Regions from separate parts of the Homo sapiens genome. Here region 2 is linked to region 1. The links are chromatin loops, found by intact Hi-C in ENCODE. Cell type or tissue: endothelial cell of umbilical vein. All regions are shown on one strand.

Region 1 (2,500 bases):
CCACCGCTGGGTAATAAGGGAAGCAGGGACGTGAGGACAGACGTTCATGCCTTCCCACAGGAGGCCTTGGAGCTGCCGACAAGGCATCTCCCAGATGACGGAGCAGGCGTGGCAGGACGCCATCTCGCTCAGGGCAGCACCTGGTTAATGTCAGCACCGGGTCTGGTGAGGGCTGGTCTCTGCTGCGACATGGCAGGAAGTGTGCTGTGAGATCTGGTTAGAGGATGTCAAGAGGACCCCCTTGCCACAGCCTAACCAGTGTGTTCTGGACCCCACGTTTCCCTTTCCAAACTCTAATCCATCCTATCATTGCTCAGGGCTTTTTGATTCTGCTCCTTCCTCCCCTCCCCACACACATAGAACCTTTTATTCCAAAATCTAGCAGTACATCATTGGTTAGTAGAAAATAACTCTCAGAGCCGGGCGCGGTGGCTCACGCCTGTAATCCCAGCACTTTGGGAGGCCTAGGTGGGTGGATCACTTGAGATCAGGAGTTCGAGACCAGCCTGACCAACATGGAGAAACCCCGTCTCTACCAAAAAATATAAAATTAGCCAGGCATGGTGTCGCATGCCTCTAATCCCAGCTACTCAGGAGGCTGAGGCAGGAGTATCACTTGAACCTGGCAGGTGGAAGTTGTGGTGAGCCGACATCGCACCATTGCACTCCAGCCTGGGCAACAAGAGTGAAACTCCTTCTAAAAAAAAAAAAAAGGAAGAAAAAGAAAATAACTCTCATAACTTAAAAACAAAAATCAACAAACAAACCCCCCCCTCAAAAAAAAATCCTATAACATAAACTTCCCAACCATCTAAAAACCCAAACTCAAAACGTGTTTCTTTTGTCTTCCCTTCTTGAAGGAAGTAGGTCTGCACGGGCCTCCCCATCTCCTAGAGCTCGTACACAGCTATGAACCTGCTCTCAACAATGACTGGACACTTCCTCTTGGTTCATGGAAAAATTTGCTCGTAATTTTCCAGTCTGACTCAAGCTATCAGCTGGCGATACAGTTTTTTGCCAGCTTTACAGTCATTACATTACTCAAACAGAAACCCTTTTGCAGGTGACCTTGAAAGTTATTAAAAACTATTCTCTTTTTGAAGGAAGGACTTGTTGGGGGCGCCTGGTAGAGAGAGGATGTCTCGACTGGGTCTGGTGGTGACGACATCCTGGAAAAGGAACAAGATCCAAGTCACCAATCATTCTCTTATACAACGCATCCTTGAATTTTGAAGAGCCTGATATTGTGGATGGTTTGTATTGTCATTTGGCAGCAAAAATAACCTACATTGAATACACAGAAATAGTCCTCCACAGCCTCTGCCCGGGCTTTCCAGGTTTGACCACTGTGCAGTGCCTGTGATGCTCTCTGCTGCCACCCAGTGGATATACTGAGAAAGGTCAGGTAGGATGTTTAAACCCAGAGGTTCTCAGTGTGGTCCCCAGACCAGCAGCATTGGCATCAAATTCTTGGCTGCCCTAGAAACTCTGGGAGTGGGGCCAGCAGTCTATGTTTTCACAAGCCCTCAAGGTTATTCTGATGCACACTGAAGTTTGAGAAACACTAGTGTAGACTAGGTAGTAATTTGCACCCAGGGATGTGTGAAATGGATCATCAGATTTCTCCATTGGGAGAAGTCGATTGTCCTTATTGATGATCAAGGATCACATCTTTTATAGGAACTAATTTCACTGGCTATTTTAAAAAAATTACTCGTCTTCTCAGAAATGACAAGAAGGCATAAACCCCAACTCCTCTGTTTTTTATCCAGAATCTCCTGATTATAAGCAGCTACTGCTGCCTTGTTACTAAGAGTGGTATTCAAGGTTCTCCAAAAATATGGATCCAAACGTGTTTTCCAGTCTCACCTCCAGTAATTCTCCACTTCATTTACTCAAGATTTTAATGCAACTGGCTGATCCTCTGAGCCCAGCTTTCATCCCCGTGTTCCCTCTGTTTTTTCCACCAAAGATGCACCCTTCTAGGAGATTAAAATTTCATAATAAACAGTTCTAAATTTTCAAGCCCATTTTAAAGCCCTTTCGAATGCCATTTCCTCTATGAATTCTGCCCTGATTGCTCCATCCAATGACAGCCGTTCCCATCATGAACCTCCGCCACACTTCATCTATACCTCTTTTATAGTGCTTTAAATTCCATCCCTTGTTTTTTTAGTGCTCGGTGGACATTTCTGATCCCGTTGGGTCCAGAACTGAGCCTTACTCATCTCAGCATAAGCCAGTGCAGACTAGGTGCATAGTGACTGCCCTTTGAAAGGTATGCATGAATAACATAGGTCTCTCACAAAATAGCAGTTCACAATAAATGTTGGAATTCAATTTGTTGCAATGCGAATATTGCAACAGTTCACCTAAGAGTAACATAGGAACACCAGATCACCTGGGCAACACTGGGAAGGCAAAGCTTCGTTTTGTCCAAAGTCCTCTTTGGGACTTCACCACTGATGGGTGGGGCCCTGGATTACAGGAGCCACTAATC
Region 2 (2,500 bases), 65 kb before region 1:
GGACAATATAAGCCTTTCACTCCTAAACCTACTTGAATCAAGAAAAAGAATTTCTGAAGGAGGTGATTAGATACTAAAGAAAATACTGAAGCTATTTGGAAGCATGGAGTCACAGAACATTTGAGCTTCAAGGGGCTTTAGAAACCACCTAGACCAGCCACCCACTCCCCCAGCCCCACTGGCTTCACAGATTCTACTCGTGTATCCACACAAAAACCTACACTCTGGTCCAAGAGACCAGGATTTTTCTAATCCTGGCTCTGTCACTAGGTAGGCATCTTGCTCATGTCATTTCTCTCTGTCGGCCTCAGTTTGTCTATTCATAAAACTGAGATCCTCTCAGTTCTTTCTAGCTCTGACATTCTATGGAATCAAACCAAGGGTCTGGTCTCCCTGTCAATAATAATGAAAGTGGACAGAGTGGGCCAGTGGAAGAGGCTGGGGTCTTGCATAAGGAAGAAGCCAGCTCTCTTCAGACTCGGTCCACCAGGTACTCGAGTGGTCCTCAGCATCAGTGCCTAACACCGTGCATCAGCCCTCTTCCTCTACCAGGTTGAGTTTCCTGCTGTGAGATGGCTTCTCCTTCTCCTTCTCCTCCTCCTCCTCCTCCCCCTTCCCCTCCCCTCCCCCTCCCCCTCCCCCTCCCTCTCCCTCTCTCTTTGTCTCTCTCTTTCTGTTTCTCTCAGCGGTTTTAGCTATAAGGCTCCTTTGGCTGTCCAGGACTAAGAGCCTGCATGATAACTAGGAATCAGTCAAGGTGCCTGGGTCAGAGCTGGCCCAGCTCAAACAGCTGACCTCTGCAGTAAATGCCAGAGTGTTGGCCAGATGGCAAAGCACAAGAATTGCCAGAAAATACTGGCAAATATATTTTTCTTTCTGGGAAGAAAAACCAGAGATGTAGTACAAATACCGACTAAGTCTGAACTCAGGTGAGATAAAGCCCTTGCTGGTGGGCTGGGAATGAGACAGCGTCCGAAAGGGGAGGAAAGGGAGCCTTGGCAAGCCCCCCCGACCACAGGAGGAAGGGAAAACAAAGGCTGCTGAGCAAACCAGACCCAGTGGGGCTTGGCCTGAGGCCAGGGGAAAGCTGGCATACACTCAAGAGAGCCAGGAAAAGGGTGGGACTCAGAAGCCCCACCAGAAATGGGCATCGCAGATGACCCCAAACACGAGGCCACCCAGACCCACTCCAGGACAGTGGCCGAGCCCTGCTGTTGTCACTGCTGCCATACCAACTGTTATCAGAGAATTAGGGGAAGTGGAGAATCCCAACATGAAAATTTATTTATCTAAAATTACTTATATAGAACCAGAAAGGATTTGAAATAGGTTTTGGAACTTTTGAGAGGAGGATAAAAAGATAAGAGCCAAATAAATTTGGAGGAGAGGTAAAAACTGTTGTTCATACATTTGGAAATGAAGACCAAGGGAAGCTATTTCAAATACATACAATGCTTTGCTTTGAACATTTTCAAATTAATTTGCATGTTAGGGGACTTGTAAGAGTAAGAATGGGAAGCACTTGAAGGGTTAGCTCCTGTAAACCAAATCAACCAAGAAAACAATGCCTCAAAGTGAGATAACAACATGCATTTTCACAAATATAAGATACCGGGTCTTTCTGTTTCCCTGTCTGCTACTACAAGACGTGGAATATCCATGATTCTTTCTGATACAAAATAATTTCTAATTATAAAAAAGTGTTTACAGGCCTTTTTTATATTGCTTGCCATGAAGGAGTACAGATTGTCCTTAGTGAAGTCTGTGTTATTCTGTGATTAGGTGGCACTTCCTGTGGCACTGGGACTGGAGGAAGAGGGCTGACGTGTGGGGTTAGGCACTGATGCTGAGGACCACTCGGGTATCTGGTGAAGCAAGCAACATCTCTCACACTAAACTCGGGGTCTAAATTTCCTTTTCAGAGAGCAAAAACAAAGCCTTAGAGTCTCAGCTTGGAAATGCTTCCTTCAGTTTCCTACACTGTCTTCTGGGCACAGTCTTCACAGTGGTTCTGCTTAAAGAATTCTGAATCATGAGCTAAGGATGTTCTGTGACTTATTTTTCTGCAAAGGCACAGTCCCCACTCTTGATTAAGCTGGGTTGCCCTGTCATAGCAGTAAGCAGATGAGTACCTGCAGGCCAATGGAATCTGATGCCAAGGCTGAGTTCATGGCATTAAAACGATCCAGGGCAGACGACTGGGTTTGGATGTGATTCTCCAGATACTCCTGCTGAGCATGGGAAACCTGGACAGATCGAGGAGACAGTCACACAAAATCAATCCCTACACGTTCACGACAATCTTCAGTTAGGCTGGAACTTTCTTCTGTTAGAAGCCACATCTACTTCAACAATATCTAAAGTAAAGCTTTAAATTAAAAGTCAACATCTGCATGATCCAGAGAGAAGGGCAAGAATCACCTTCCTTTGGATAGTGTTTACTCACAGACCCTCATTTAGCCCTCTCAACAACACTGTGCAGGAGTCAGAATGTTGTCCT

What was found. Hi-C counts contacts between places; a loop is a spot of excess contacts. Peaks named below come from ENCODE experiments on the same cell type or tissue, not always from the same donor. Only the 100,000 strongest peaks of a DNase experiment are listed, where the experiment ranks them.
Region 2: a loop joins it to region 1, with 4 times the contacts of the local background. A loop is called at or near these places in 64 of 110 quality-filtered maps.

The regions. Positions count from the first base shown.
Region 1 is chr15:57,560,049-57,562,548 of GRCh38, reverse strand. No RefSeq gene overlaps it. Among named protein-coding and RNA genes, the nearest start is that of GCOM1, 31 kb to the left of the region's middle. In endothelial cell of umbilical vein, a CTCF peak has its summit at 1,364 (motif pointing left); DNase peaks (open chromatin) are centred at 1,008 and 1,338; H3K27ac peaks cover 1,466 bases.
Region 2 is chr15:57,625,525-57,628,024 of GRCh38, reverse strand. GCOM1 (GCOM1, MYZAP-POLR2M combined locus) reads right to left here. Exons shown (of 17, transcript NR_104371.3): 5 at 2,133-2,246. MYZAP (myocardial zonula adherens protein) reads right to left here. Exons shown (of 13, transcript NM_001018100.5): 5 at 2,133-2,246. Among named protein-coding and RNA genes, the nearest start is that of MYZAP, 35 kb to the right of the region's middle. In endothelial cell of umbilical vein, no CTCF peak of the experiment used is centred here; a DNase peak (open chromatin) is centred at 1,064.